2 separate regions of the Mus musculus genome follow, and region 1 is linked to region 2. Evidence: chromatin contacts called from ENCODE Hi-C or POLR2A ChIA-PET data. All regions are on one chromosome and are shown on one strand. The core of a region is the stretch at or near the end of the contact, and the rest is flanking DNA. Distances in the headings are between cores, read along the strand shown.

Region 1 (4,044 bases), core at 1,410-3,909, 40 kb before region 2:
CTCTTCCAGGTGACCTGAGTTCAGTTCCCAGCACCCACATCTTAGCTCACAACTGCCTGTAACTTTTGCTCAGGAGATTTGACACCTCCAGCCTTAGGAAACTTCAGCAAGGACACACACTTATACATAATTACATTTTTTTCTTTTGGCCTTTGGATACAGGGTTTCTCTGTGTAGCTCTTGGACTAATGGTCTCAAGCTCAGAGATCCACTTGACTTTGTCTCCCAAGTGCTGGGCGTTAAAAATGTGAGCCACCACACACCACCCAACTTTTTAGATAAATCTTAAAAATAAGGTGAGAGAAACTGAAGAAGACACCCAGTGTTGAACTTTGTACCCCATCCCTCTCTACGCAAGTGCTCTCGTGTATGCATGAGCACAAACACACATACACGTACATACAGTCACACAAATGCACCAAAGCAGCTATTTTAACACAAATTTAAGCAGGATTCTAACAGGAGTAGGGTGGCTCAGGGAAAGGGACTATGCTGGCTAGCTTTACGTCAGCTTAAGAGACTGTCAACTGGGAAAATGCTTTCATAAGATCAGGCTATAGGCAACCCTGTAGGACATTTTCTTAATTAACAATTTGATGAGGAAGGGCCTAGGCTATTGTGGGCGGGGCCATCCTGCGTGGGCGGGGCCAGCACAGGGCTCATGATACTGGGTTCTATAAAAAAAAAAAAACATGCAGGGCAAGTGAGCAGAACCCCTCCAGGTTCCTGACCCATCTTCCTTTGATGAACAGTGATGGAAGTAAGGAAAATTAACTCTTTCCTCTCTGAGTTGCTTTTGGTCATGGTGTTTCCTCACAGCACCAGTAACCCTAACTAAATTGGGGTGTGAACTCCCCGAGGGAGAGTGGCCTGCTTTTGCCTTTCTGCAATAGCTTTCCTCTGTGCACCATCAAGGGCCATTGTACCTGACTGACAACTGCTCTGGCCCAGGCACCCGACTCAATGCTCGTGATGCGATGCAAGCCAGATGGCTGAAACTCAGGGGACTCAGTCATTCCCCTTGGGTCAGGCAGTAATAACCGTGAGGGTCGGCAGCTGCCAGCTTCCCAGGAGGGTGACTCGCCAGGTAAGGTGGTTTAAATGAGCAATGTCTTCCTGAAGCTCAGACACTTAAACACTGGGTTTCTAATGGGCGACACTGGAGAGGTTATGGATAGGGGCAGCCTTGGTGGAGGAAGTCTGTATCTATGTGTGTGGGTGGGGGTGGGGTGTGGGGGGTGGCTTTGAGAACTGAATGTCTCCCCCCACTTACAGCTTCCTCTCTGCTCCCTGCCCCTCCACCAGACCTTCCCCACTATTATGGGCCCCCTCTCTGGAACCCTCAGTCCAAATCAATAGTTCCTCCATAAGCTGCTTCTGGTCCCATGCGTTATCACAGTAAGAGCAAAGAGAGCAGCCTGGAATCTGCACTCTCTGGGTTCCACAATGGGTCCTCAGTGTCTCCTGGTCCCTGGAACAGGCCCAAGCTTGGGAGGAGGGACTCAGGGTTGGTATGCAGGGCCCAGCGGCATCCCGGTTGAGAGACTAGAGAGTCTCACAGGGCAGAAGAAGTCACCTGAGAGTCCCCTGAACAACAGCAGGGGTGGGGACTCACCATCTGGTCGGCCAGCAACAGCACCGTCTTGAGGCTGAACTTCCGGGAACAGAAGTTGAAGAGGTCCTCCAGGCTGGGCCCCAGCAGCTCCATGACCATCACGTTATAGTCTCCCTCAGCCCCGCACCACTTGATGGACGGGATCCCCACTGGGCCCGAGAGAGAGACTCGGTCAGCGGTGGTCACTCCCACGCATGTTCTCCTGCTCTCCACCCGGACCACCAGCCTCCCCCCCCCCATTTTTTGTGCCATCCCCACACCCCAGCCTTGGGCTCCTTCCCGTCCTTCAGTCATTGTCCCCCCCCCCCCCCCCCCCCCGCTCCCAGCACCATCCCTGCCTCACCTCCGCCCTGCATCATCTTGTAGAACTTGCTCTCGATGTGGAGCTGGGGATGTTTCGTCTTCACACATTCGAGCTTGATGGCTACTTCCTCACCAGAGGCAATGTTGGCACCTGCCCGAGTCAGAGGAGGTAAAGGACAAGGGTCAGTCAGTCTCAGGGGACCACGGGTGCCTACCCAGTCAGCATTTGAGGTTGCTGTAACTCAGGCCTGAGGCTATCTGGGGATCAGTAGCTCTCAATGAGACTGGAAAGAAGCCAGGGGTTGCTGGTCACAGAGGAAGCAGGGAGTGTGTGGGTGGGTGGGTGGGCACTCCAGAGGCCCCCTGAGCGCCTACGGCAAGTATATGGAAGGGAAGGAGATGACACACCCTAAGAGGCTTAGAGGCCACAGGTCAGGTGCACCCAGACAGACTGACACCTGTGGGGGTTCGAGGATGGACCATGATGCACTGAACCTAATCCTAGCGACTGGCGGGTCAGTGGGTGTGTTGGCTCTGAAGGGTCACAGAGAAGAATGGTCAGGGGCCCACTGGGGGCTGTAGGGGGCAGGGATACCCCATGACAACTGCCAACTGTGGGGTAGCGCAGTAAGGAATGGGCCTAATAACCAATCCCTCACTCTGCCACAAATGCAGCCCCAGCATTCGACCCCAGGGTATTTTCAAGCTCGAGGGAGAGAGCATGGAGCCAGCTCTCTAGGCGTCTGAGTCTGGGCATGAGGGGCCTGTCTGCATCTCTGCTTTCCCCCCACCCACTCCCAGTTTCTCACCGCTGGAAGCAAGATGTTCTAACTCAGAAATTACACACTCCAAGGCCTGGATCTCAGCCTGGGGCCGTGGCTCCAGGAGTCACAAGAGAACCTGGGCACTGTGCATACCTGCAATCCTAACATGGAGGGAGTCGAAGCAAGAGAACTTCCTGAGTTCAAGGTCACCTAAGTTTACACATGAATTTCAGGCCAGCCTGGGCTACATAATGATTTCTAGCCTAGGCTATAGAGTGTGACACTGTTTGGAAGGGAGGAAGAGGATGGGTCAGAAGTAGGTTCGTTGGTTGGTTTTTGGTTTTGCTTTTGTTTTTATGATTTAGTTATTTCTATCCTATGCCCAATAGTGATCTGCCTGCTTGTTCCTGTTTGTGAGGATGTCAGATATCCTAGAACTGAAGTCACAGACAGGTGCAAGCTGCCTTGTGGGTGCTGGGAACCGAACCCTGGTCCTTTAGAAGAACAGCCAGTGCTCTTAACTGGTGAGCCATTGTAGAAGCTGAGAGAACTGTAGTTCCTAGAGGCTGTGTGGAGGAGAGGACAGGGTGAGGGAGGAGAGGGACGAAAGGCAAGGCAAGCCAGAGGCTGGAAGCAGGTCTGGAGTTGCAGTGGGCTGGGGGCCAGAGGCAGGAGCTGCTCTTGGAAGTGATGGAGGTTTGAGACTTAGCTGAGGAGAGGACGGCATTGCAATAAGGGCCACACAACTGCATACCTGCTGAGTCCTCACCACGTAGCCCAGGCTGGCCTGGAACTTGCTAACATCCTGTCTCAGATGGAGATAACTGGCCTCCACTCATATGTCACACACCAAATAAAATGTAAAAATGAACAAACCCTTCAAGCACCTATGTTAATATTTTCTGAGAGAGAGACAGAGACAGAGACAGGGAGAGAGAAGGGTATAAGAGTGTCTGTGTGGGGTGTGTGTGTGTGTGTGTGTGTGTGTGTCCGGGTGGGGGAGGGGAGGTGTTGCTCAAGGAGATGGCAAGCTGGCTCAGAAGGTAAAGGTGATTGCTGCCAAGCCTGATGACCTGAGTTCAATACCCAGAAGCTACACAGAAGGAAAGAACTACCTCAAGAAGTTGTCCTCTGACCTACACACACACACACACACACACACACACACACACACACAAACACAAGCATACACACATACTAATAAGGATAAGGGGGAACATGTCAAAGGTTCCCTCTCCTTCAAAAACATTCATGCTGGCCAAAGCACAAGAAATTAGGTTGAAAGAAAAACACACAATTCTTATCACAGGCAAACAGCTAGTGGACAGGAAAGACCCGACAGGAAATGGGATGGAGGACGTG
Region 2 (4,128 bases), core at 1,614-4,113:
AGGGCAGATTCAGAGCACCTGCAGAGACAACTCCATTAGTAGCCATGGAGTTACCTCACCTCTTGGAGGTTCAGTTCAGTTCTAAAATGATCAGAAATGTCCCTCTCAGCAGGAGAGCTGTCCAGCCCCTTACCTGCTGCAGTTCTCAGGAAAACAGACCCTGCAGCACATCTGGGCAACACAGTAGAGCTGGCTCTGATGGAGTAGCCACAGGAGAGCCAGCCCTGACATGACAGTGGGAGAGCTGGCTTTGCCTCTTGCTGGCTCTGGCATTGGGTGAGCTGGCCAGGGCAGAGCTGGAGAGCTCACCCTGATGGTGTGGGTTCTGGAGGCTGAGCAGCTCAGATACCTCACAGGCCCAGATCCAGGGCTTTGAGTTGGCCCACCCCAACGTCTACCCCAGCTATGCACTGCTGGAGTGATAAAGGGCTAGCCCTACAGATCCAAAACTACAGGATCTTCATGACACAGGATATCCGAGAGGAGTCCCAATGAGATTCCTGAATTGATAGAGTAGCAGAAGCCAGAGGCCTCAAACCACATCAAGGAGCCATTGCAATGAACATTTGCAAGCAAGGAAGGGTGGACAAAAGGGTAGACTGTGGGACACACTACAGGTTCTTCAATGAGTTTTTTTTTTCTTTTTTGGGGGGGTGGGTTGCAAGTATGAAGGGGCAGGGAGATGGGTGGAATTGGGGTACATGATGTGAAATTCACAAAGAATCAATAAAAAGTTGTTGTTTTTGGTTGTTTGGGAGGGGTATCTAAGTTTGTCTGTGCTATACTGGAACTTTTTGCATGCTAGCCAATGTTGAGCCACATTCCCAATCCTTGGGTTGGAATAATTAGAATTTTTATGGTGGAGTTTTAAATAATTAACTAATTACTTAATTTCCTTTTTTTTTTTTTTTGAGATAGGATCTCTCTGTATATAGCCCTGGATATCCCAGAGCTTACCATGTGTGATGGTTTGTATATCCTTGGACCAGGGAGTGGCACCATCTGAAGGTGTGGCCTTGTTGGAATAGGTGTGACCTGGTTGGAATGGGTGTGTCACTGTGGGTGTGGGTATAAGATCCTCACCCTAATTGCCTGAAAGTCAGTCTTCCACTAGCAGCCTTTGGATGAAGACATAGAACTCTCAGCTCCTCCTGTGCCATGCCTGCCTGGATGCTGCCATGCTCCCACCTTGATGATAATGGACTGAACCTCTGAACCTGTAAGCCAGCCCCAATTAAATGTTGTCCTTTATAAGACTTGCCTTGGTCATAGTGTCTGTTCACAGCAGTAAAACCCTAACTAAGACACCATGTAAACCAGGCTGGCCTTGAACTCACAGAGATCTGCCTGCCTCTGCCTCTCCCTCTTCCTCTGCCCCCTGACTCCTGAGATTGAAGACACACACCATTACATCTGGCAGTAGGCTTTTATTTTTTAAAAGATATTTTATTTATGTTATTTATGTCTGTGTGTATGCATGCGTTATGCACACATGTGTGCAGGTACCCACAAGGCCAGAAGATGGCACCAGGCATCCTGGAGCTGCAGTGACTGGCAGTTGTGAACTGCCTGACATGGGCACTTGGAACCAAACTCTACTCTTGTTCTGTGCAAGAACAGTAAGTCCAGCCACCTCTCCAGCCTCCTCCCCACGCCCTGCTTCTAGAGACAGGATTTCATGTGTTGAAGGCTGATCACAACCTTTTATATAGTAGAGAATGACCTTGAACCTTGGTGCCTCCAGGTACCCCTTCTAAGCATAGCAACTGTAAGTATGCACTGCTTCATCTGGCTTCTGGTGTGCTGGACAAACACTCTATAAACCAAGCTGTAGTCTTGCCCTGGTTCAGGAAAATTAGACTTTTATTGAAAGAGTTATTTGTTTTTAATCGTATATATGTGCACGTGAAAGCAAATACTCTCGGAGGCCACAAGAGGGCGTCGGATTGGAGTTATGGGTGGTTATGAGAGACCTGAAGGGGTCTTGGGAACAGAGCTGTCCCCAGCATAAGCACTTCTTCTTCTTCTCCTTCTCCTTCTCCTTCTCCTTCTCCTTCTCCTTCTCCTTCTCCTTCTCCTTCTCCTTCTCCTTCTCCTTCTCCTTCTCCTTCTCCTTCTCCTTCTCCTTCTCCTTCTCCTCCTCCTCCTCCTTCTCCTCCTCCTCCTCCTCCTCCTCCTCCTCCTCCTCCTCCGAGATTTATTTATTTTTATTTATATGAGTACACTGTAGTTGTCTTCAGGCACACCAGAAGAGGGCATCAGATTCCATTACAGATGGTTGTGAGCCACCATATGGTTGCTGGGATTTGAACTCAGAACCTCTGGAAGAGCAGCAGTCAGTGCTCTTAACTGCTGAGCCATCACTCCAGGCCCCAGATTAGACTCTTTAAAGCATGGGAATCCCCGACTCAGTGGCATATGGTCAGGAAACTTCCCTCTCTCTTTCCATTTTGACTGGAGCCAAACTCACCACCCCACCCTACCCCCATGGCCGCTGCCCGAAGCCAAGGCTTGTTTCTCTTGAAGAAGGAAATGAGCATTGACTGACGGCAGAGTCTACTCTGCAGTAGTGGACTGCAGATCTTGCCCCGCAGCAGAACTGACCCGGGAGATAGGGATACTATCCATCTTATTAATTCTGCTTCTTTTGCTGCGATAAAACACCATGACTGAGACCAAAGACACCTTAGAGAAGGAAGGGTGTATCTGGGCCCAGGAGTCCAGCAGGAGAAAAGACCATCACCGTCACCTGTGGGACCTCAGCAGCAGGCAGGCATCATGGCTGGAGCAGAAAGCTAGGCGCTCACATCTTGAACAAGCAGAGAGCAAACTAGGCACTGTAGCGGGTCTTTTAAACTCTCAAAGTCAGGAAGTGATGTAGGACGTCCTCTGACATGGCCACGCCTCCTAAGCCTCCCCTAACAGCAGCACCGACTGGAAACTAAGTATCAAATGCTGGAGACCACAAGAGACATCTCATTCAAACCTCCACACTCCCGGAGGTGGAGTGAGAGCCTAGCCCAGCCGAACCGAACCGAACCGAACCGAGCTGAGCCGAGCCGAGCCCAGCCGAGCCCAGCCGAGCCGAGCTGGGGCACCTGGGCTGCAGGGCTATAACCATCAGCAGGCATTACCTATGCAAGTATTCACTTGGCTCCCTCTCCACCTGGACTCCCCGGGAACAGGACCCCTAGCTTTCTTGCCCAAGAAAAGTGTGCCAGTCCGCAAGCCCCTGAGAAATTCTGAATGAATGGTCAAAGACACAAATGAGTAACAGTTTGGCTTCAGAGTGACACAGAGGCTTCGCTCTAACACTCCTGAGAAGCTGTGGGTTTCGGGGACCAGAGGCTGGATTCCGTGGGAGCCTGCAGAGCGGCTTCCAGAAGGACACACCTTCTGGAACTGGGACTGGTTGTTGCCTCTGAGGCCCGGGGGCGGAGAATGCAGAGGAGGAAGGCTTGCTTTTCTGTTTGAATGTTTATATTATATATTGTAATGTGCGTAGATCCTAATGTGTTATAATTATAATGCATTTCCATGTGCATGTTTAATAAATGGATGCGGAAATAAACACTCACCTGGCGAGCTCCCTTAAACACGGGCTGCAGCCCCAGCAGGTCTGGGGGTGGCAGGCAACCAGGATTGGGCTCTCCAGGTGATGCTTGTCACAGGTGGCTCTGGACTACACTTGAGGAACAAAATCACCAGCTGGGTCCTCTTCCTACCGGCCATTCAGCCAGGCTCATTTGCATGATTTTTGCATATATTTGCATGACTTCCCTAGTTCCAAATAAAGCCTGTATTATCCTTTATCCATACTTCTGCCACCCTAAGGAACACTTCCCTCTTCTCTCCTCCCCAAGACCTGGCTGCTCTGGACAAACTCCCCTCACCCTAAAGATCCCAGTGCAATGTCATCTGCATTCTACATCCTCCTGGCTCCCTAAGGCCCAGCACAGATATCACCTTCTCTGAAGCCTCTCCTGCCCCCAGCCAAGTGTCTTTAGCCCTCCTTTGAACTGCCTGAACGCTCCTCCCACCTTGCTGCGTTTGCTCACGTCATCCACCTTGGCTGGTAGGGACCGATGAGGCCAGGGCACATTAGCTTCATTCTGGAGGATCCGAAAG

Evidence for each region. A loop is a pair of places that touch in the nucleus more often than their neighbours do. ChIA-PET counts read pairs that join two places held with the same protein, here RNA polymerase II (POLR2A).
Region 1: a map of heart shows a loop between it and region 2 (1.9-fold over the local background). The contact joins two enhancer-like sites. A Hi-C loop is called at or near these places in 18 of 37 maps with a recorded cell type or tissue (Patski, T-helper 17 cell, adrenal gland and 4 more). POLR2A ChIA-PET finds 5 or more read pairs at or near these places in 5 of 5 experiments (Patski and embryonic stem cell).

The regions. Positions count from the first base shown.
Region 1 is chr15:79,428,097-79,432,140 of GRCm38, forward strand. It overlaps Csnk1e (casein kinase 1, epsilon), which reads right to left. Exons shown (of 11, transcript NM_013767.6): 3 at 1,959-2,069; 4 at 1,616-1,764. It overlaps Gm16059 (a long non-coding RNA gene), which reads left to right. Exons shown (of 3, transcript XR_003951551.1): 3 at 952-1,184. Among named protein-coding and RNA genes, the nearest start is that of Gm16059, 3.6 kb to the left of the region's middle. Within about 2 kb of position 2,660, at least 1 of the 3 ENCODE cell types and tissues checked has a DNase peak (open chromatin) inside an H3K27ac peak, as active enhancers do; it is heart, where a contact is called at or near this core.
Region 2 is chr15:79,467,865-79,471,992 of GRCm38, forward strand. No RefSeq gene overlaps it. Among named protein-coding and RNA genes, the nearest start is that of Gm41359, 4.1 kb to the left of the region's middle. Within about 2 kb of position 2,864, at least 1 of the 3 ENCODE cell types and tissues checked has a DNase peak (open chromatin) inside an H3K27ac peak, as active enhancers do; it is heart, where a contact is called at or near this core.